Regions from separate parts of the Homo sapiens genome. Here all the other regions are linked to region 3. Evidence: chromatin loops called from intact Hi-C (ENCODE). Cell type or tissue: heart left ventricle. All regions are shown on one strand. Region 1 overlaps GALNT2 (polypeptide N-acetylgalactosaminyltransferase 2). Region 2 holds the start of LOC105373162 (a long non-coding RNA gene). Region 3 overlaps GALNT2 (polypeptide N-acetylgalactosaminyltransferase 2).

Evidence for each region. A loop is a pair of places that touch in the nucleus more often than their neighbours do. Peaks named below come from ENCODE experiments on the same cell type or tissue, not always from the same donor. Only the 100,000 strongest peaks of a DNase experiment are listed, where the experiment ranks them.
Region 1: it touches region 3 in a loop (2.2-fold over the local background); 19 of 110 quality-filtered maps call a loop at or near these places.
Region 2: it touches region 3 in a loop (2.1-fold over the local background); 7 of 110 quality-filtered maps call a loop at or near these places.

Annotation. Positions count from the first base shown.
Region 1 is chr1:230,117,941-230,125,940 of GRCh38, forward strand. The region is part of intron 1 of GALNT2 (polypeptide N-acetylgalactosaminyltransferase 2); the gene reads left to right. Among named protein-coding and RNA genes, the nearest start is that of GALNT2, 55 kb to the left of the region's middle. RefSeq lists enhancers at 5,191-5,320, 5,331-5,540 and a silencer at 6,282-6,576. In heart left ventricle, a CTCF peak has its summit at 3,093; a DNase peak (open chromatin) is centred at 2,625.
Region 2 is chr1:229,859,553-229,867,552 of GRCh38, forward strand. LOC105373162 (a long non-coding RNA gene) reads right to left here and starts at 7,410. Exons shown (of 4, transcript XR_001737830.1): 1 at 7,207-7,410. In heart left ventricle, no CTCF peak of the experiment used is centred here; a DNase peak (open chromatin) is centred at 4,324; H3K27ac peaks cover 2,869 bases.
Region 3 is chr1:230,070,764-230,078,763 of GRCh38, forward strand. The region is part of intron 1 of GALNT2 (polypeptide N-acetylgalactosaminyltransferase 2); the gene reads left to right. Among named protein-coding and RNA genes, the nearest start is that of GALNT2, 7.5 kb to the left of the region's middle. RefSeq lists a silencer at 735-915. In heart left ventricle, no CTCF peak of the experiment used is centred here; a DNase peak (open chromatin) is centred at 3,038.

The DNA of each region.
Region 1 (8,000 bases), 47 kb after region 3:
CACTCTGTTCTGGGCAGTGTCATATGGAATAGCTTCGCTGCCCTTGGAATTGTCTGTGTGCTCCCTGTTCATCCCTCCCAACCCCGATAACCACTGATCTTTTTACTGTCTCCATCACTTTGCCTATCCCAGAATGTTGGAATCATTCAGTATGTAGCCTTTTCAAATTGGCTTCTTTCACTTAGTCCTATGTATTTAAGGTTCTTCCATGTCTTTTCATGACTGGAGAGCTCATTTCTTTTTAGCACTGAATACTGTTCCGTTGTCTGGATATACCACAGTTAATCCATTTGCCTAGATGTGTCCATCATGACAAAGGACATCTTGGTTGTTTCACATTGTAGCAATTATGAATAAAGGTGTTAGGAACATTTGTATGCAGGTTTTTGTGTGGACATAAGTTTTCAACTCCTTTGGATAAATTCCAACGAGTGCGCTCACTGGACTGTATAGAAAGTGTATGTTTAGTTTTGTAAGATCCTGCCAAACTGTCTTCCAAAGTGTGCAAGCCTATTTTTTGACCAGGGCGGTTAGTCACACATAGCAGCCACATCTGTTGTGGTGCCTTCCTGGGAGGCCCCTCTCTTTTATAGTCCCATCAGTGCCACCATCTGCAGGGTCACCAGAGTCCCTGTAGGGCCAGAAGCACAAGTATGGCTGGTTCCTTATCTCCCTGGAGCCCTGGCTTCTTCCCACCTCTCTCCAGCCTCAACTATTTTTTGCCTTTGCCCTACGGGGACTGGCTGTCGGTTCTTCCCCGCGTGGCTCCTCCCCGCACTGTCTCGGTGGGAGCATCGTCCGGCCTTCATGCCCTGTAAGATGCGGTTCAGATGGCACCTCCTCTGTGACGCCCTTCCTCTCATCCTACTAGCCCAATTAAAAAAAGTTATTATAGTAAAGTTCAAATATATGTAAGTAGACTCAATAGTATAATGAACTCTGCCTGCCCCTCACCCTGCCTTTATCCGATCAGCCTATGGTCAGCCCTGTCCTGTCCATGACCACCCTGGAAATGGGCCCCAGAAATCATCTTATTTTACCTATAAATATTTTAGTGTGTGTCTCTAAAAGATAGTTTGAACTCACAGTACCATAAATCATACTTAAAAACAATTAACAAGTTCCTTAAGGGCATCCATATTTAATTATCGCTCAAATCTCCATTTGGTTCCTAAATGTTATACCTGTATTTATAATTTTTCTTAATTCAGGATTTATATAAAGTTACCGACTGTGGTTGATTCATACAACCTCTGGTTCTTGGAAAATCGGAGTTTTCTTTTTTCCCTCTGCTTTTGGTCATTTCATTGACTTGTGCGTACAGGTTTTTGTGAAGGGAGCTGGGAATCGCCTTACTGTTTTCCAGCCTGGATTTTGTGGCTTGCGTCTCCGTGGGGTAGTTTTCCATGTTCCTCCGTGCTCTGTTTCCTGCAAATGTGAAGTCGGGTGTAGAGCCTTGATGAGATTCCCATTTGATTTGTTTCTTCCTCTTTGAGGGATGGGCGAGGCTGCTCGCCACGTGGGGTCTGTGCTGCACTCTTGGACCTGGAGGCACAGGGCACTGGGTTTCTGTGGTGGAGGCAACCATTGATACTCAGTGTCTGTATCTCCTAGTTCTTTAGGCTTTCAACATTGTAACATTTTAATTCTATCTGCGAGTGTAATTTCTTTGCTAGGCTGTTTGTATAAAGAGAACTCCCCCCACCCCCACTATTTGTTTACCTGGTGGTACTGTCCATGGGGGAAAGATAACACCCATGTCAGTTTCTTCCTTTTATTTATCAGTTTCTAGTCAGTGGTAACCAGATAGGGCTTTTTGCTTGTTTGGTTTTATGGCATTATGTGGACTTACACATTTGCATTTCAGCTTATTCCAGTTATTATTATTAGGGTTCACATTTTCCCAGCTTTGGTCAGTGAAAGCTGCTTGAGGTGGGCCCTACATCCCATTGGCGTGATTGTCATGGCCTTTGAGGACCGTGTTGCTGTATACTGTGGTAAGATTCCCGGGGTCACATTGTCTGTTCCTGCCCCAGACCTGGAGTCAGCCTTTCCCAGAGAGCCCTGGTTCTCTGTGCTGGGAAGCGTTTGCGGTTCGCTATTGGGCTCAGGGCGGCCTGCTTTCCTGTTCCTCCCCTGTGCCCTCGGCACCTGGCCGGAGCATCTCCAAGCGTCTGCCACCATACACTGCAGTCCTCACTAGCCTCTTGCATGCGTTGGGGGTGGGGGTGGGGGTGAGTGGGCGGTGTTAAAGGCTACACCTGGGATTCTCCAGGCCTCAGCAGCTGGTGTTGTAAGGTTACATAGTAACAGTGTTAACCAGCTTGCCCTGTCTTTTCTCAAAGTTCCACCCATTCAGTTCCAGGGGTCCAGGACGTGCCTATCAGGAACAGCCCTTGGATGCCCTTGGATGCCTGCCTTGTGGATGTCATCTGCTCCCATGTCAGCCATCTCCAGGGCTCTTCCCGAGAAGAGGGCAGTCCCCGCCAAGGGTGTTGCCTCTCAAACCTGCCAAACTACAAACCCTCTTGGTACCTCCACACATCCCTGGAGTCGGCTTTGGGGAACACTGTGTTCCATGTCTAAGTGGAGTCCCGGGCCTCTCCCCTCCAGTGTCGCCTGTGCCAGCTGGACACGAAGCAGCAGATCAGTCATGAAAATGGCTGCTCAGCTCCGATCTGCCCTTCCTTCCGCAGGACTCAGGGACGCACAGCTCCCCAGGGCTGGTCACCCAAACAACAGCATTCCTTTCTCCTCGGCCTCTCCCCAGGCTGCTTGGGAGAGAAAACTTCCCTCATCCTCCTCCGCACACACTAAATGCCCTGCCGGTATCTTCTTTCCAGTGACTGTGGCCCCAGGTCGTCACACATGGCCAGACACAGCTGAATCTCAGGCTAGATCATGTTGGCACTGCTTCCACCCCTTGGATAAAATAAAATTCCCAGTGACTTCCTTAATATTTTGATAGGCTGAGTGGCTTATATGCAAACTTTGATGTAAACACTAGGCCAGAAATTGGTTAACTGTGGTTTAGGACTCCTAATCTTTCTCCGGATTTATTGAAAACATGTCTTAGAATGGTACGCACCAAGTGGTTCTCCCTGGTACTGCATCCTGCTGGCCACGTACCCTTTCCTGATGCTCCTCTGAAGGGAGGATGTTTAACGCAATGATCTCCAGCCAGTGTCCAAATGGCATAGAGCCACTTCCTTGTTGACATTCCCTGGGATCTGGAGGTCACTTCCAGCTCTTTCCTCTTTTCTGCAAGAGCCATGGTGCTGCACCTGCCTGCTGTGTGCTGGCACATGCCTGTGGGGTTGTGAAGGCTTTGTATGGGTCCCTGGACCACACCTGAGGAGGCGCTGTCTTAGTCCCGTGGCGGGCGGTGGGGCAGGCTCCCTGCACTGGAGGAAGCACCAGCAGGCTTTTGTGCGTGAACAGACAACTCTGTTGGCTTTCCTGCCCTCCCCTGTTTGCCTTCTTGATTTTTCCCTTCTCTTTTTGTTTCTGTCTCCATCCTGGTTGCATTCCCTCACTCCCCTCTTCTTTGTCCCTGCCAGGTTTCTGATGGGTTACTTCTTTGAGGAGGAGAACCCTACCACCATTCCAGAATACTCAAGGCAAGGTTTGAGGGGAGAATTAGGCGGATGTCCATTTCACAAGGCTTTGTTTTTGCCGAGGAGAACATCAGTGTCTGCCTTTAGTAGGTTGCCATCATCATAAGCAATAATAGCTGACTGTAACTCAGGGACTGTGCTGGGAACTTTCCATGCCCACGGAGTCAGTCCCTTCAGCAGCCCCAGGAGGATGAGTGCTTTTGCATACCCCACTTTGCATAGATCCCAAAAAGGGGACATTGGGACATTGGGAGCATCAGTAACTTGCTCGAGGTCACACAGCTAGAAGAGGGGAGGAGGGATTTAGAATGTATTTATTTATCTTATAACGTTTATTTTTTGATATATAAATTTATATTTCCCTTTGTAGTTTATTTAAATACTGTTATGCTTTTTTTTTTTTTTTTTTTCAAGGGACAGGGTCTTACTCTGTTGCCCAGGCTAGCCTTGAACTCTTGGGCTCAACCATTCAAGCCTCAGCCTCCCGACTAGCTGGGACTGTGGGTTTAGAATTTGAATCCAGTGTTCACCCTTCCTCCTGAGCGGTGCTGTACATTATGAACAGGTTGTTTGCCAGGAACTGGGATAATGCCATTTTCCTCATAAACCTTTGCCCCGCAAGCATGGGTAGACAGACAGCTGGTGCTTTCCTTGGTTATATTTGGCAAACTATATAACCAAACCAAACTTGATTATATTTGGCTAGTGGACCAGTTCTTTTGTAGTTGGTTAGAAAAGAAAAGATATCGCTTTCCCTTGAAAGAATTCATTCTCCATGAGATTGAGGTTCAGAAAATCTGTTAAATAAATCCCAAGCCCTGAGGCCTCCAAATCAGTGGCTGCTCCGCTGCTCCTCTCTCTCCCTCGACCTGGTCTCTCAGTGACCCCCTCATCTTTTCAAATCATAGCATGTTGGGACAAGTGTTCCAGGGAAGGCCTCTGTCAGTGTTTAGCTTACATTTCTTGGGTGTATCTTTTTGACAAAATTTTCCCCCCAGGGATAAGGAAACCAGAAAACCACAGTGGATCAGCGTGCAGGAATGCATAAGGGTGGCTCTGTGTGTGTGTGTGTGTGCATGTACATACGTGTGTGTGTGTGTTCATCCGTGTGTGTGTGTTTTCCTTCAGAGCATTTTAAAGGTCTCAGCTATTATTAACATGAATTTATTATCTATATTTAGGATAAGCCCACTAAGGATGATTTGGGATGAGCTGTGAATCTGTGGTGTATATATAGATCTCTGCACACGCGTATAGTGCATATTTATGTCTGCACGTACTCCTGGGCGTTGACATCTGCCTGTGGAATGCAGACATCTCTGTGCAGGGTTGTGGCCTGTCGTCTCTTGATTGGCAGTTGAAGTGTCCCGCATCCCCTTGTTATTAATAACTTGCTTGGGGCTACATTGAGTTGGGGATGTGCAGTAGTGATTTATCAAGACATTGTTATAAAGACACAAGGCTGGTTGTAATAGTCTAATCAGAACAAGTGTATTCAAAGTGGCGAGTTTCAAGCATGCTGTTTAGGAGACTTCACACTTATTTTCAGCGTTCAGAACATTGTTGAACCTCTGCTTTTGGCATCGTGGTCACAGCTAGTCTATGAGCCTTAGGAGAAATTATACTTGCCATTTGGTGCCCACTGTGAGTTTCTGACCAAGAACAAAATTTCCAAGCTTGATCACCTGCCTTATTCGTGACGCTTGGCTCCAAGTGGTTGTTAGCTGTTTCCAAAAAACAAATGTGCTTTAGAGGATGAACATTATGCTGTTGTCTCTGGGGGCCAACCCGTTAGGGGAGTTCCAGAAATATTTTGAATGATGACAGCATCATGGGAATACCAAGGGTCTCCCCAGGGGACTACTTTGAAGAGGGGCACATGCAGGTTGGTCATGTCTTTGTGTGAGTTCCAGGGTTCGAAAATAACTGACGTATACTGGTTGTGTATGTCTGTGTGTGTGTTGCCCGCACAGCTAAGTTTAGACACCGAGCTTTGGAGACCTCTGAGAGCCGACTCCACCTTTGATTTTCAGTTGTCTTTCATTTTGTACCCATTTGGTATTGTCTTGCTTGAGCCTTTGTGGAAATAGACCTTGACTTCATTTCTTAAGTCTTTTTTACTTTCTACGATTATGGAAAGGAAAAATATATATTTTATTTAGAAGGCAACAGGTGTACTTATGTTCTTCTCCTATATGATGGGTAGTGGAAATGTTTTAATTGCCTTCTTTTGTCTACTTTAACCTCATGATCATTGCCTTTGTTTGCTAGTCTCTCAGCATGCGTGGTTTTGAAAATGACCTGCACACTTAGCAGATGTGATACAGAAACCAAACCCCCGAACCACACTGTCAGGGGACTCTAAAAATGTGAAAACACCTGGTTTTGGTTTCTTAGTCATTCTGTTTATTTGGTGAACTCTGTAGCTTCAAACGTACAGCTTTGACCACTTAATGAAAGCATGTGGATAGTGACGTGAGGATGACCTGAAGATATGACTCCCTGTCCTTTGGACTAAGTGGCCTTTAAACCAGTCACGTGCCTGGCTCAACTTTAAAAAGAAGTAAAGACATTGTCATTAGATCTATACAATGTCAAGAATATTACCCGGCCTGGATTTAGGTGGAAATGAATTAAGTGCAAGTACTGATAGGTACTTTCTGGGGGTTAATTTTATTATTTTCTTCTCTTTAATTTTGATGTAGACATGGAGACAGCAGAGGGAGAGACACCAATTCTTAAGCATGTTGTGTGCTGGTGTGTTGCAAAACATTGCTGCAAGAGCTGTCTATCACCCGCAAGAGCCCTTCTGACCTGATCTGTGGTCGTACTGGACTTGTGGCAAGCTGGAATGTCCCCTTGTCACCAGTGGCGTGTTAATGTTACTAAAAAGCAAGGAAAATATAATTGAGTTCTCCCTAAATCTACCTGTGGCATGAAAAAATCTCTCAGGTTGCATCATGTCCAGAAATAACTATGGTGGGGCCTAATGGGAGTAATTCCCTGGCTCCAGGTATTTGGAGGAGGCAGGCAGCACTTCTCATTGGAGTGATTTGGAACCAAGGCAGTACATTTTCCTGCTGTTCCTGAACAATCTGAAGTTTTGCAGATCCTTGGAGAAATAAAAGCCACAGTCTTGGAACCTCCCACCTTCTTTTGGCCTGAGTCCTTCTCATGAATTCAGCAACCAAAATGGAGTCATGGGGACGGGTGGGACCTGCCGTGATGGTCCCACCTGCATTACCCCCATGGCAGACTAGGGTGGTGTGGCCTGTCTGGGAATGTGGTCTTTCTCTCTGAGAACCCAGCTATGTGGTTAGTAACTCAGGATTGTGGCCCTGTGGTTACTGTGCACTAATCAGCCCTCCAAACACTGGAGGAGCACACCCTGGTGTCTGCACCGCTGGCTGTTTTCAAGAGTGTTGTTCTCTTCCACCAAACAGCCTACACTCAGCCCTGCACTCAGATTTTGCTTTATTTGTTGATGAAGCTGGAAAGAGTCCATTTGACGTGTAACCTGGTCTCCGCTAAGCGGTTGTTCTCTATTCTTGTCAAATGTGAAGGCTTCCCAAGCCTGGTTATGCATTGTTGGCTGCCAAAGAGGGCCAAGTGTTTGAAAGTGAATACCAGATTAGAGAATTCATAAATGAAGATGCAATAACCCATCACACAATTAGAGTGCAGGATCCCTTTCCCACAATCAGAGTAACAGAGATGGGACTAAGGAAGTTGTACAGGCCAGAGAAGGGAGGGGGCTGTGGGGAGAAAGAAGGAATAGCTGGTTAGAATGTCCCTGTGTTTCTCAAATTCTGCAGTTTCCTAGCGACCCCTCCCTCAGGAGTGTAGCGAGGCCTGGCTGGTGTTTGACAGCGTCACATATTTTAAATTAAAGGCAGAGTGAATAAGGAGAGATGAAAGGTTTACTGCGTTTGGATCGTGAGTCTTTCAGCCAAGATCGTGTCTTAAATTTTGTATCTTGTAATATCGTATCTGTGGGATTTCGTCAATAATGCTGACAAAATCTGAAGTTGTACAAAGGGATAGTGGGAGTTTCTCATCAGAGGTCATAGATTTTGGTGGGTAAGAGTGCTGCTTGCTTAGAGGGGTTTTGGCAGCTGCCTTCAGGCAGTGAGAAACTGTTAAGGTAGGAAGGAGAACAGACAACTTCGGCTTAGATGAGAAATTGTGAGCACTTTCCAACAGTGACATCCCAGTACTCTGTTTAAGTGAAAAGCTGAACTCTCTTAAAACTCTCTTGCCATGCCTCATGTCATCATTTCTCCAGGATTGGAATGTGTGCCACTCCTAGAAAGGATTATTGGCAGAGTTTCAATGTCTCTCTCCTGTCTTTCTTTTCCTCTCTTCATTCCATGTGAATATACG
Region 2 (8,000 bases), 210 kb before region 3:
CACCAAGCCCAACCATTTGTATTGCAAAGATAAAAGCAAAACAACTTACTTGGTTTCTGAGTCTAAAATATCTTTCTTTAGATCAATGGTTACTTTACAGCTTTCTCCAAGAACAATGGTGTTGGAGCCTTACTTGTTTAGGTTATTTTCTAGAATAAAGGAAGCATCAACATCTAATAGTCACTCACTAAGTCTCTGTAACACAGACAAGCCAAGGTCAAAGAGAATGCCATAACAATAACCACTTCTTAAGCAGTTCCTCGGTATCAGGCTAGATATTTCATAAAATTATCTCATTTTATCTTGTAATAAAGGAACATCACCTCCGTTTTCCAGATGAGCCCACCAAGCTTCTGGTGGTTAAGAAATTTGCCCCAGGTTATAAACTAGCCAATGGTAGAGGCAGGATTTTAACCCAGGGTCGTCTGCCCTCAACCTCAATCTTCCCCTGATGCCTCCTTACAATACTTAGCAGGATATTAGGGGTGAATGAAGAGCTTCTAGGCATGGCAACCACCAGAGACTTCTCTTCCCTGCCCTGCCAAGCTCTGAGGGCCTCCAAGGGTTAAGGAGCAGCCTCCCTTCATCACCTAGAGGGTCCCAGCATGCTGGAGCCCTTCCAAGTCTAGTAGCAGCCATGGAACGCCAAAAGAAGGGGAATGTTTCCCCTTGCCCCACTCATCCCATGTCTCAGCCTGGCACCTGGAAAGCAGAGCCTGGGACTAAATCTTATCACAGTACAAGCTGTGATCCCAGGGAGCAGAGCCAGAGAGGGGGCCTGACTGGGAAGAAGAGAAGGAGAGAAAGCCACACGGGGACACAGTCTCCATATGCCACAGCTATGGGCAGCTGAGGCTGCGTTCCCACGGGAGGCTGACACTGACCAGGGGTTGCAACGCCCTGTGCTTCTCTCTGTGTGTGTGTGTGTGTGTGTGTGTGTGTGTGTGTGTATGTGTGTGTGTGTAGAGGAGGTTCCCTGGGTCACTCCACTTCTCACCTCAAAGCAGCCCTGGGCAAGATAGGCCATGTGGGCCACCTATTTACACCTGCTGGAAGCCGGTTGAAGCTTGCACAGTAGCGGCTGGAGGAAGAGTGGGTCGCGAAGATTGGAATGGTGCACAGAGCTGCTGGCCACAGCCTCCCAGGTCCTGCCATAGAATCGTCTTTCTCCAGGACAGATTCAGCCTGGGTATCGGGCTAGATACTTCATAAAATTATCTCATTTTATCATGTAAGAAAGAGATATCATCTCCATTTTCCAGATGAGCCAACTGAGGTTCCAGGGGTTAAGAAATTTGCCCAAGATTATAAACTAGCCAATGGTAGAGGCAGGAGTTTAACCTAGGGGCCTCTGCCTTCAACCCCAATCTTATGCTGATGTCTCCTTACAGTATTTAGCAGGAGATTAAGGGATGTGCTCTTGCTTTAGAGAAAGCGTTGACTCTGTCTCCAGCCGAATGGTCACTTCTTCATCAGCCAACGTCCCGGCTGTTTTGTCTTAGATAACTCCACATATAGACCGTCAGGGCAGTCTAGGATGAATCAGCTCAGCTGGGGCCACTCCAGGCCCCCAGCTTTGGTTTCTGATTTGTTGGAGCAGCTGTTTGTGAAGGAACATTTTCATCTCCACCCAAACATACACTTGAAACTCTTTTTTTTTTTTAAATCAAATCAGCAAGGGCTGCAGAGTGACAACCCCACTTCGTCACCCCTCCACACCTGCTTCCCCAGACCCAACTCTCAGATTCTGACTTGTGGTTAATGGTCACTTGTTCATGTAGGGTGGGTTTCTTAGAACACAGGCACTATCAGCTCTTAAAGGGTGATTTGAGTCTCTACCTCTCAACTGCGTGCAGCATTAAGAAGCTTCTGCCAGCTTCATCTCAGTTTAAATGATCTTTGGTGTTTTACCCCGGCTTCCTACATAGTTATAGTGTAGAACACTTTCTTCTGGATTTAGCGATGGAACACAGCAACAAGGTCATGATTTGTCCAAATCTCAACGTTCATATTTATGTGATTAGATCTGAGGCTGTCATTATGCTGGTGCCATGAATATGGCCCCAGTAATACATTAGGCTTTGTGCCATGAACAGTCATTTTTTGAGTTCAGTTCATCCTCCCCTGTGGCAGGCAAGGAGGAGTGGGAGGTGAAAGGGGAGCAGGTTGTCACAAGCCTGTGAAGTTTCCCGAGACTAACGGGGCAGGGAGAAGAGATAATTCTTCCTCTGTCTTTCCCTCCCAGGTAAGGCAGGCTCCAGAGGCTCCCCTTGGGAAAGGGGTATCTGGGGTGCAGTGGACCTTCCTGTGCATATAGAGGTCCCACCAGCTACACAGAGAGTGCCCCAGCAGACTCTCTGGGCTGACTTTGGAAGGGCAAACCAAATTTTGCCAGCAGCTGCATTAAGCTGCTTGCACAGACCACTTTATTTTCCATGTAAGCTGGAATAATAGAAGTGGTTCCTTCCTTCTCTCTTTTTACATGTAAAATACTAATAGCTAAGACTTATTGAGTTGCTTATGCATGCCACAGGCTGTGAGACGTTTTGTGTGTTCGCTCATTCAAACCTCACCACCTCTGAGATGTGTCATTATCATCACCCCCAGTGTAACGGGGAGAAAGCTGAGGCCTGCTGAGGAAGGCCACGGCAGGGACTCCAGCTCAGGCAAGCCCGCCCTGAGCTCACTTCCCTCCCACCGATGTAAACTGCCCGGACAAAGCCTGTTTATTCTCTGAGTCTTCTTGTCTAAAACAAGACAGTCGATGTCGAAGGGGTCAGCTTCTCATGGCTAAGCTGGCCCTGCCTGAGAGAAGCAGGCAAAGGCAGAGTGGGAAGGGAAACATTTTAAAAACCCTCCTCTTTTTTTTTAACCAATTTACCATTTTAACCATTTTTTTTAACAGTCCAGTGACATTAAGTACTTTCTCGTTGTTACACGGCCTTCACCACATCCATCTTCCAGAACTCTGTCATCGTCCCAAACTGAAACTCTGTACTCCTTAAACACGAACTCCACATTCTCCCTCCCACAACCCTGGCAGCCACGATTCCACTTTCTGTCTCTATGAATTTGACTCTCTGGGTACCTCATATAAGTGAAATCATACTGTTACTTGTTCTTATGTGACTGGCTGATTTCACCGAGCATGATGTCCTGAGGTTTCACCCATGTTGCAGGAATCTCCTTCTTTTCTTTTTCTTTTTTCTTTCTTTTTTTTTTTTTTTATAGACAGAGTCTCACTCTGTTGCCCAGGCTGGAGTGCAATGGCATGATCTCTGTTCACTGCAACCTCTGCCTCCCAGGTTGAAGCTATTCTCCTGCCTCAGCCTCCCGAGTGGCTGGGACTACAAGTGTGTGCCACCACGCCCAGCTAATTTTTATATTTTTAGTAGAGATGTGGTTTTGCCATGTTGGCCAGGCTGATTTGGAACTCCTGACCTCAGGGGATCTGCCCGCCACAGCCTCCCAAAGTGCTGGGATTACAGGCGTGAGCCACCGCGCCCAGCCAGAATCTCCTTCTTTTTAAGGCTGAATAATGTTCCATTGTATGTGGAGCACGTATTGTTTGTTCCTTCTTTCACCAGTGGACACGTAGGTTACTCCTTCCTTTCACTATTGTGAATAGTGCTGCTGTGAACATGGGTGCACAAGTATCTCTTTGACACCCTGCTTTCAATTCTTTCAGGTGTATCCTCCGAAGTGGAATATACTCACATGGCAATTCTATTCTTAATTTTTTGAGAAACCACCATGTGATTTTCCACAATGGCTGCACCATTTTGCATTCCCACCAACAGGGTACAAAGGTTCCAGTTTCTCCATATCCTCACCAACACTTGTTGTTTTCTATTTTGTTTTGTTTATTATAATAGCCATCCTAATGGGTCTAAGGGTGGGTCCCATCACTTTTGAGTCCCATGTGGCCCACTATTGTAGAATGGGGCTTGCATTTGTAAAAATTTCTGTTTTTCAAATTAAAAATTAATAACCTACCATTTTCACTGATTTATACGTAAAGTCATGAGAGGATGTGATTGTCACATCACAGATGAGGAAACTGAGACTCAGAGAAATGAAGCGATTTCACTGCCTCTCAGACGTCCAAGATGAAAGAACATCTAAGAGGCAGTGGCGGGCCCAGCACCGGGACACTCGGGCCACCCTGGCAGGGCTTGTCACTACCTCCGTGCCAGGCAGGGGTCAGCCGTTTACTGAGTTGTCCCATCGATTCCTCACACCAGCCTGGGAAATTAAGCATTCACGCCCTCACTTTACAGGCTGGAAACAGAAAGGGAGGTTAGGAGGAGGTCAGCATCTCCCACAGGGAGGGCAGGGCCGGCTGGCTCCTCCAGCCCTGGTCCTAGGAGCACTTCCAAGGTTTCCTTCCCAGCTGAGATCCAGCTGCTCACTGAAAGTCAAGCAGGATAAAGAAAATCAAGTGTTACTCACTGAACAGCAGTGAGAAGCGTAAGGGACAAAGGAAGGCCACCGAGTCGGGAATATCCCACTGCTATTAGCCAGGTCTCAGTGGTCTGTCCCAGAGGGAAGAAATGTAACCTCTGAGTCTTGTTTTCTTCGTGTTCAAGCCAAGGAAGCCAGTTGCCCAACCTCCCAGGTGGCCCAGAGGATTTAATGTAAGTAGCCTAATACAGGACCTGGCTCAGGCAAACATTACTCTCCTTCTCCTTCCCCTTAACAGGGGCTGAGTCCTGGCCGTGTCTGCCCAACCCCAGACAGAAGCGGCATCCCAGCCTGGGAAGGGAGAAGGGCCACAGAGTGTGGACTCATGAGAGGATGATTTAGGGCCAGCAGCAGTGTTCTCGGTGTCATTTGGCATGCCACCATTAGTCAGCTTCCACCAAGTGCCAGGGCCCTATAAATAGCTGCAAGGGTGACATTGCTAAGGCTTCTGCCTTAGAAACTCTCTGCAAAGGACACTGGATCACCCAGGAAAGTGTATTTGTATTCTAGGCAGATATAGAAGTTATGCCACTGAAAATAAAGATTTTATGTATTTGTACATATCTATCCTATAAATAAAATTTATATCCACCTTCCGGGGGTCCAGTCCCACCAGCTCAGTCCTCATTTAATCTGTATGGTGGTTATTAACAGTGTCTGGGAACGAACTGCAGACCTCTCTGAAATATCATCCTTGTCAGTCCCAGGCCTTTCGAGCAGAGCGAGATCTCCTTACTGGGGAATTATGGCGTTCATATTAGCACGCCTGCTAAGAAATTCTTATGCTGCGATACACACTTCCCTGAAGTGTTTCATGGAAATTAGATTTCGGGAGAACAAAATCACAGAGGGCTCCAAGGCTGCAGGAGGCGGGGATCCCTCTTTGTTACCGGTTTGCCCAGTAATTAATTTCTTCCCCAGCTCAATTTGAAGGAAAAGATTGTGCTCATTAATTTATCGTCCACCTGTTCCTGAGGATTATTTTGATTGCTTTTTAACAGGAGACTTTGTATTCAGTAGGGAGATTTAATATCATCCCAAGAGCTGGCATCTGAGTGCAGCGAGCCATGTTATTCTGAGTGATTTCCACCCAAACAAAAACAAGCGCACTCGGTGACTTTCACAGCAAGGCCCTGTCATTCGAACCCTCTGTGCAGAATCTCACGGGGCACCTCCCTTGGTGCCCTCTGCCCTGCCTCGCTCCCTTCTGTGGAGTTTAGGAAGATATTTTGGGGTATCTGGCTCATCCCATATCCCCTTGAGAGGTGACAGCGTGCTGGCAGTCCTCACAGCCCTCGCTCGCTCTCGGCGCCTCCTCTGCCTGGGTTCCCACTTTGGCGGCACTTGAGGAGCCCTTCGGCCCGCCGCTGCACTGTGGGAGCCCGTTTCTGGGCCGGCCAAGGCCAGAGCTGGCTCCCTCAGCTTGCAGGGAGGTGTGGAGGGAGAGGCGCGAGCAGGAACTGGGGTTGTGCGCGGCGCTTGCCGGCCAGCTGGAGTTCTGGGTGGGGTGGCTTGGCGGGCCCCGCACTCGGAGCGGCCGGCCGGCCCTGCGGCCCCGGGCTGTGAGGGGCTTAGCACCCGGGCCAGTGGCTGCGGAGGGTGTACTGGGTCCCCCAGCAGTGCCAGCCTGCCGGCGCTGCGCTCGATTTCTCACCGGGCCTTAGCTGCCTTCCCACGGGGCAGGGCTCGGGACCTGCAGCCCGCCATGCCTGAGCCTCCCACCCACTCCATGGGCTCCTGTGCGGCCCGAGCTTCCCCGACGAGCACCACCCTCTATTCCACGGTGCCCAGTCCCATCGACCACCCAAGGGCTGAGGAATGCGAGCGCACGGCGCAGGACTGGCAGGCAGCTCCACCCGCAGCCCTGGTGCGGGATCCACTGGGTGAAGCCAGCTGGGCTCCTGAGTCTGGTGGGGACGTGGAGAGTCTTTACATGTAGCTCAGGGATTGTAAATACACCAATCAGCACCCTGTGTTTAGCTCAAGGTTTGTGAGTGCACCAATCGACACTCTGTATCTAGCTGCTCTGGTGAGGACGTGGAGAACCTTTATGTCTAGCTCAAGGATTGTAAATACACCAATCGGCACTCTGTATCTAGCTCAAGGTTTGTAAACACACCAATCAGCACCCTGTGTTTAGCTCAAGGTTTGTGAATGCACCAATCGACACTCTGTATCTAGCTGCTCTGGTGGGGCCTTGGAGAACCTGTGTGTCGAAACTCTGTATCTAACTAATCTGATGGGGACGTGGAGAACCTTTGTATCTAGCTCAGGGATTGTAAACACACCAATCAGCACCCTGACAAAACAGGCCACTCGGCTCTACCAATCAGCAGGATGTGGGTGGGGCCAGGTAAGAGAATAAAAGCGGGTTGCCGGAGCCAGCATTGGCAACCCTCTTGGGTCCCCTTCCACACCGTGGAAGCTTTGTTCTTTCGCTCTTTGCAATAAATCTTGCTACTGCTCACTCTTCGGGTCCACGCTGCTTTTATGAGCTGTAACACTCACGGCGAAGATCTGCAGCTTCACTCCTGAGCCCAGCAAGACCATGAGCCCACCGGGAGGAATGAACAACTCCAGACGTGCTACCTTAAGAGCTGTAACACTCACTGTGAAGGTCTGCAGCTTCACTCCTGAGCCAGCGAGACCACGAACCCACCAGAAGGAAGAAACTCCCAACACATCTGAACATCAGAAGGGACAGACTCCAGACGCGCCACCTTAAGAGCTGTTAACACTCACCGTGAGGGTCTGCGGCTTCATTCTTGAAGTCAGTGAGAGCAAGAACCCACCAATTCCGGACACACCCTGTTTCCCCCACCCCTCTTTTGTACCAAAGACACGTGAGTCATAAACATCTAGAATGTTTTGTAAAAGAACCAGGCCAGGCTGGGCAGGGTGGCTCATGCCTGTAATCTCAGCATTTTAGGAGGCTGAGGTGGGCGGATCATTTGAGGCTAGGAGTTTGAGGCCAGCCTGGGCAACACGCTGAGACCCATCCCTATAAATGAAAAAAAAAAGGCCGGTTGTGGTGTTGCATTCCTGTAGTCCCAGCTACTTGGGAGGCTGAGGCAGAAGGATCACTTGCCCACAGGTTCAAGGCTGCAGTGAGCTTTGTGCCACTGCACTCCAGCCTGGGCAAGACCCTGTCTCAAAGAAAAAAAAAAAAGTGGGCCAATATTAAGCACAAGTAAAGAAAGCATACAAATACTTTCTGTGGCAAATCTGATTATCTGTAGCAAATTCAGAGGGCTTCAAACCACCAAATGAAATCTCACCCATCACCTCATTTTAAACTGTTGGTTATTTTTATTTAGACACAGGAATTATAGGTTGGTAGCATTCAGAAAATTATATTTAACCCTCATTTAGATTCAATCTGAATCAATTTAATGAAATGTGAATACTTTTCTAGATTTACAGAGAGAATAAAAAGAAATTTAGACCAGAGAGAAAAACATCTGATGTCTTTTCTATACCCAGGAGATATAATACCAGGCTTTTTTGCTGGTTACTAGGGCTATTTTCCTCAACGG
Region 3 (8,000 bases):
TGGAGGGGAACGTTAGGGTGTAAAGTTGGAGAAATTCAGAACTAAATTGTAACGGGCTTCAAATGCCAAGCTGAACCATTTGGGAACTAGTAATGTTTTTGAGCTAGTAGTAGACATTAAAGGGAAATGGCACAAATCCACTTATTGGCATTGAGTGAGACCTAGCTGTTTACCTCTTTGTGCTTAGTGACCTTCACTGATGCATTGAACCTCTCTGACCCTCAGTTTCCTCATCTTTGCAGTGGGAGTAATCATTCTTACCTCATGGCCTTGTTCGGAGAGTTAAATACTGTTAGTGGGTGCTGAATAACTGCTATCTCTAAAAGAGGAAAATGAAAAAATAAAAGCCTAAATATCCCCTTGAAAGTGTAGTGAACCAGGAATCTTAAGTTCACGGTATTCCTGATACAATTCTTGATTTCTGGAAAATAGTCGTCTTTCTTTTTTTTATCCGTTACCCCCACCTCTGAGATTGATCTGACTGGTTCATTTGGGGTTTGGGCTATGAATCTTAAATGCTGTTAGAGACGGACTTTTTGGGAAGTTGTCCAGACACCATGCCAGCTCTCTTGTACCCAATTGTGGTGTCAGAATGGGGATCCCAGTAGTGGGCAGCCATCGGGAATGTGGGTGGAGGGTGCAGCTTGCCTTGGCGGTTAGGCAGTTGTAGTGTCCAACAGTGGACAGACGTGTCCCTGAACGAGGGGTTCCTGTGGTGGGATCCCAGGTTCTGAGCTCCACTGCTCTCCCTCTGTAGCCCTGCCCCTCTTGTTAGAAGGGCAGGTCGCTGTGATCCCTGGAAGCATGCATGACTTGAGGTGGAGCATGGGGCCCTCACGTGGTTTAATGGGTGCCAAAAATCTGTGAGCATCTTGGTGGATGCGGAGGGGAACACCCATACCACTCCTTGCCACCTATCATCAGTTTGGAGTTTAAAGAAAGTCCACTTCAAATGAGAGTTTGAAGTTGACACAGGGAGGACAGTAGCAGGGAAAACCACTGTATAGCCAGATAATCCGACAGTGGCACTGTAACATAAACTTCTCTCTTTAAAGAAAATAAAGTTTCCCAATTCTGGAGTGAAGCTGTGGCTGCCTCTGGGTCAGCAAACATAATGGAAACAGATTGTGTGACTGCTGAACAGTGCAAAAGTAACGAGCTCTTCCCTAGACCCTTGAGCAAAAATGAAAAAGCAACTGCTTTACCCAGCACTGAGTGGGGTCAGCTTGCCCAGGCTCTGTTGGACCTTGGGGTGGGGGACACCTGGGAGGCTGGTGAAGGTTTTATGAGTCTTCAGACCCGCTGTCAGTTTCCCCACCCTAGCTCCTGTTTGGATGAATGATGGGTGAGTGGTTGGTCTCCTGTTTGGAACAGAGGAAGAGGTGGTCAGAAAAATGATGGGAGAGGGGGTGGGGGAGATTGGGTTGGGGAAGACATAATTTCTTCTTGCTACTGCTCATGTTTCTTAGGGCTTTGGGGAGAGGGAAGTCAGTTTGGGAAGATACTGATTTTAGTGTCAAAGCAGGCAAGGCCACTGTCCTGCCTAACTTCTAGCAAGTCCAGAGGCAGTGGGCTTAGTGAAAGCAGGTGTGGTGGGGCGGGGGTGGCGGGGGGTGCGGTGAGGCTGCCTGGGACAGAGACACAGGTGTAAGCAGGAGTCGACTGTGAGGCTCTGGCTGAGATCCCAGGAAGGGAAGCTAGGTATTCCTGGGAAAAGCCTGTGAAGTCTCCTGGAGTGCCCAGCAGAATTCACGTGATGAGAAAACACACAAACCTGGCCAAGTCTATGCTCCCTGTTGGTTTTTGTGCTTTTGTCCTTGTGAAGCCTCTTCTGGAAGCTCTGCATGGGTGATGCTGAGCCGTACAAGTCAGTGGATATCCAGATGGAAACACACTGGCTTAGCCATGCCACTCACATGTAACAGTGGGGCACTTCCATGCTGGTTGTTAAATATGCTCTGCCTTGAGACCCCCTGAGTGCCCTCCGGTTCCTAGCTGCCCTGGTCTTTCCTTGGGATCTCTTTCCCATGTTCAGCAATCAAAGGGTTGAATCCTGACACTTGAGGGGCCTCTTGGACCCACTTCTGTGCCTGTGCCATAGTGAACATGCTGATTGTCACCCCTGCAAATGTGCCACTTGGATAGAAGGAGGCCTAGCCCCACTTCCATGATGGGAACAATCCCTTTTCCCTCTGAGTAAGTCTTGATTCACTGTTACTGTTGAGAGTTCTGGTTCCACCATTGTAATCTTGTGGCCTTGCCTCTAGACTGCCTTATGGGTGAGGTGTTTTTAAGGAGGAGGGATGTCTTGGTACTTCCATATGCAAACCCCCCTGAATGGGTCTGGGATAGGCTGGGCCTGGCGGGGAACTCTCCTCTATGGAGAATTACATTGAATTCATTGATGTGTGCTCACCAGTGATCACTCCTGTCCTTAGAGTGGAACTTGACCTTGTTCTCTTAACAGTGTGAAGATTCCTTTACCTTGGCCCTGTGCTTGATCTTCATGATGAACCCAGTATGGAGTTGGCAGGAAAGCTGTCTTCAGATTACCTGCCCAGTCCAGAAAGCCTCTCCCACCTTTCTCTATTGTAAACCATGGAAATAAAAGGGGCTCAAGACACTAATCCATCTTCCCTGATGGGCCCCCACCTTTCTAGGGTTCCCTGCTCTAAGCAGGTGGCACTGTGCTCCTGCCTGGCTCTTGCCTCCTGCAGCACAGGGTGAAACACTGGCATTTTTGCACTTAGTCATGTCTACTAGTATGGGCCCCAGAAGCATGGGGTGTTTTATATGGATTAGGTTTCTTAGCATGCTGAAATGTAGATGACAGTGATTCATCAGGGCCGGATTTGGAGATAAACAAAAACTGTCACATAGAGTCTCACTCATAGGCTTACATTTAAAAAGCTTTCCCAGGCTATGGGAGTTATATGAGCCCCTTGTCTCACTGAGGCGGGCTGTCACAAAGAAGCAGTTAAGGGCTGGCTGCCTGGGGGCTGGGAAATGGGCCGATCCCTCATGGCTCAGCCTGCCCTTGCTGGCTGCTTGCCCTGGTCAACTGTCCCTTCTGCCGCAGCCTTCCAGGAGCTCCCCATGGAACAGAGAGTCTCTCCTAGGCCACTCTGCTGACCACCTCCTCCTGCCCATGGCTGGCAGTTTTCTGTCCCTAACTCTTAGGGAAGAGGAATGGCCAGGAGGGTTGGGGGTAGAGTTACTGAATTTCCAGAGTTCAGGTCAGGACATGCATTTGGGCAGGGACAAGGGTACTTTCGGGACTGTGGTTGCTCTGGTTCAGTTTCTTAACTCTGGCACCATTGACATTTTTGGCTGGCTTTTTTTTTTTTTTAAGACAGTTGTACTCTGCCACCCAGGTTAGAGCTCAGTGGTACAACCAGAGCTAACTGTAGCCTCAAACTCCTGGGCTCAGGTGATCCTTTCACCTCACCCTACCGAGTAGCTAAGACTATAGGCATGTGTCACCACAGCAGGCTAATTTTTAAATTTTTTGTAGGGACAGGGTTTCACTATGTTGCCCAGGCTGGGCTCAAGCGGTCCTCCTGCCTTGGCCTCCCAAAGCATTGGGATTCCAGGTGTGAGCGACTGCACTGGGCTGGATCATTCTTTGTTGTGCAAGGCTGTCCTCTGCATTGTATGATGTGTAGCAGCTTCCCCAGCCTCTCCCCACTAGATGCCAGTAGTTCTCCCACCCCTGATCTTCCAAGTTGTAACAACCAAAAATGTGCAGACATTGCCAAGTGTCCTGGCGAGGGTGGGAGGTGGGCAGAATTGCCCTTGGTAGAGAACCACTGCCTTAGTCCGTTAATTTTGATTTCATTCCTTCTGTCTGAGCCATTATGGTTAGACCTTCTTGTAATGAGACTGCCTTTCTGTGTGGTCTGGGGTGAACCACTGTGGGGAGGGCTAATATATTAATACGTTTTAATTTTCAAAATTTAATAAACACTTTCATGGCACTCACTGTGCATAGAAATAAAAGGGCTGCATTTCATCTCAGCCCTTTTATTTCTTCTAGTGTACTGATGAAACTGAAGCACAGAAAGGTTAAGTGACTTTCCCAAGGTCACAGAGCTCACAGGTGGCAGACCCAGGGTTGTCTGGTGGAAGAGATCTCCTCAGGGCCTCTGGAGGCAGTGGGGTTTTTCTGCAACTCCTGGCCGAGGGTTTCTGCCAGCCAGCAGTGAACCTGGCTTGCTCCTGCTCCCTGGGCCTCCCATGCCCCTTCCTTGCATTGGCAGTGCCCTCATACTGCGGCCTCATTTGGAAAGTTCCTGGAAGGCATCTTGGAGCAGATGCACACTTGATAATGCTTTGATAGTAGTGCTGGTCTGTTTTGCTTTTTTTTTTTTTTTTTTTTTTGAGACAAAGTCTCACTCTGTCGCCCAGGCTGGAGTGCAGTGGCACAATCTCGGCTCACTGCAACCTCCGCCTCCCGGGTTCAAGCGATTCTTGTGCCTCAGCCTCCTGAGTGGCTAGGATTACAGGCACCTACCACCATGCCCAGCTGATTTTTGTATTTTTAATAGAGACAGGGTTTCACCACCCAGGCTGGTCTCAAACTCCTGACCTCAAGTGATCCACCCACCTCGGCCTCCCAAAGTGCTGGGATTACAGGCGTGAGCCACCGTGCCCGGCTGCTCTTTTCTTCATTTTTACCTTTTGCTCCATGGAATTTGTGTTCCTACCCTCCAGGCCTCTGCCTGTCCTGAAGGCCGCAATCCTCAGCTGCCCCTCCGGAAGGAGCAGAGATGAAAACTGGCTCTGGTTCTTTTCATTTATTCTTTCAGTGAGTATCTCTTGAGACCCTCCTATGTGCCAGGCACTGCTTGAGTGTTTGGGAGTACACCAGTTGTTGTAGCAGACACGGAATCCTTGTGGTCTTGGAGCTTTCATTCTAGTGGGGGGCTGCGGGGAGCCAGACAGTAGACATGAAGTCAGTTACGTCGTGTGCAGAAAGGTGCTGTGTGCTGTGGAAAAAATAGAGCAGTGTATGGGGATTAGGGATGAGGGCGGAAGGATAGTTGCAGTATTAAAGTGGTGATCACGTAGGCTCATGGGGAAGGCAGGATTGGAGCTGAGACTAAGAGGGAGCCATTGTGGTTCCCTCTGCTTCAGAGGTAGCCCCTGGTTTCATCTTCGTCCAGCCTCTTTTTCGGTGATCTCTCTACTCCTTGGTTTCTTTTGCTAAACAAATGAGCCAGTTTTCTTTCCCGAAGGATGTTGCCTTTGGTTGGCTAGTGGTGGAGTTTCCCTCCATGCTGTAGACATCTTGGTCACCTGTTCTTGTTCTGGTCTCCTCGATGAGGCATGAATGCATCCTGGTTAAAAGGTTGTGTGTACTCTCATAATCGCTTCCCTTACTACAGACCTGCAGCTGCTCGAGGCAGTTTTAATTTAGACTGCTCCAGCAGTTTAATTTGCTGATCAGCTTCGTGGGATATGCTTGTGGAACAATCTCATTTCTTGATTCCTGAGCTGACTTCTGTGAAGCACCAAGCATCGGGTAAGTCATTCATTGTTAGGTGCACCATTGAAGAACAGTACACATTCTTAAAGTGCTTTCTGCACATATTGCTGTTTAACGAGAAATCCCCCTGGGTCCCTGTGCACCTTTTCCAGCACAGGATTTCCGCTGTGATGTGATCTTTGGGAGTTGCTGCGGGTGGGAGTGGGGTTTGTTGATTCATATTTGCAGGAAACCAGAGATCAGATGCCTGCCTGATACCCAGGCTTTGGAGAGGGGGGTTATTCTTGGCAATGTGGGTAACACTGAGCTTCTGTGATAGATAGTATTGTACTTGGGGACAGTAAAATGGAGATGTGACTTCATGGCCAATCTCAGGGAGGCGGAACTGTGGGAAGTTGTGGCTGGTCCTGGTTCTCAAGGTGAGGGCATGCAGGTGCTTTTCATAGAGGCCATTCTCATTTATGAAGGGTCATTAGATATTTTATCGGATTGGTAGGTACCAATCCCATAAAACCATTGGGATGGTTAGGCACCGTGCGTCCAGTGTACTTCTGGATAAAACAACTGGAGCATTTACATGGCGGGAAAAAGAACAGGTAATTTGAGAGGCCTTCACATTCAAGAGTGGCCATCAAGGTTTCTTCCTCTCTGCGTCAGAGACCAGTCCAGGGAGTGAACTCTTTTCTTTCTGACAGGCTGCTGCCCTAGAAAAATGACGCACTTCAAATGAAGGGTCTTTCTTAGCTAAATTGCCCTGTGAGAGCTTGAGGAGCCGGTGCAAATTAAAGGCCTGTGTTTTGGAGATGCCCATGAATTAAGTACTCTGTTATCAGTATTTGGGTAAGTGTAGATGACTGTTGGGTAGGGGCATTTGTATGGCTGTCCTGGATGATGAGAGGGTTGGCCCAGTGTGGGATGCCTCCCAGTCTCATTGTTTCCTCCTTGCTGCCTCTGGGGCTTTCCCCTTGACCTAGATGTTGAGCTTTTGCTCTGTGACCTTCAAAAGGCCTGCCCTGCCGCACTCTCCTTCCCCTCCTGCCCTTGTCCTGCCCCATCCCCTGTGCCAGGGAGCTCACTTAGTTGTCTTCCTGTCTCACTTTTGATCATCACTAATTTCCCCTGTGTCTGGAATACAACTTTTTCATCAATTCCGAGAGGCCATTATTTGTCAAACATGCCATTATTTTGTGGACCACTAGGAAAGAAAAAACACTGTCCATTGACCTGTGACACAACGGGTTCTTATCAGTTGGCATTCTTATTTTCTACTTATTGAAAGAGCTCTTTCAGACCGAGACATCAATTTTTCCATATATCACTCTCGGGCATAGATAGATACAAAGGAAAATACAAGTGAAATACATTGAGCAAAGTGTTCTAAAAGTTTTTCAGAGTCCAAGCACTCTGAGTCACTTTTTGACTCAGATGTTAGTGCCTATTTTCTTCAAACAGAGTCATCCACTGTGCCACCAAAAGCGCTGGTGATGTAGCATTTCCTAAGGAAAAAAATCCATAAAAATACTAAGAGCCATTGGTTCTGGACTTTGAAGACAGCTTGGCAATGAAGTCGAGGTAGCCAGCCTTTGACTCTTCTGGGAATTTTGCCTAACTCCTCAATTCACCATCCATTCCTATCCCACCATGATTTGGTTTTTAGGGATTAAGAGTGCTTGCTTCATTGTCGTTTCTTGGATTTTCTTCTAAGCCATTGACGTATATGTCCTGCAGATGTGGATGATTGAGCATGGGCTGGTAAGAATGCATCATGGGCCTTGCCCAGCCCATAGCATTGCCGACGTCATTGATTGTGAGCTGCATTCCAGTCGGGGGTGGTGGAGGAAAGGGCATCTTAGAATTGACCAATTACAGCCTTTCTTTTTCTCGTGTGTCACATTGCAGTTGGGCCTTCATATCTGCGGGTTGCACATCTGCAATTAAGGCAATTCCTACTTTATTAGTGGTTATATTATTAAAAATCCTTATTTTTTGAAGAACAATACAAACTGTGGATACAATGTGTCGTATTTGGGGGGGGATCATGGAAGAAGCCAGATGTGCTGTTGAAGTTGACCAGTGGGTTCATGGAGTTCATTCTACTGTTTTATTTTTGTGTACTTTTGAAAAGTTCATTTAAAAAATTTAAAAAGATATTTACTCATGTATGCAGCATAAATTAAAGAAGCAGCTGAAAACTAGTATTTTTGTAAAAAGCAGCTCAAAGGGTTTGTGATCGTATTAGTCCAGAGGTGCTTCTGCCTCACAGCTCTTCTGTAGTTTGGGATATTCCACAGTGATTCTTTTCATAGGGAGCATCAGAGATCACGTTAGATCCTGACTTAGTACCTGTATCACCAGGGAAGCATTCTTACATTGGTTGCTGTTTCTTCTGTGAGGAGTATCTACATTCTTTGGAAATTGCTAATCCTGGTGCAGTTTCTGGTGGTAGAGGATGAGCTCAGGCGGTCTGTGAGGTCATTTCTGCCTAAGCAGACTGCCCGGTGGACCAAAGACC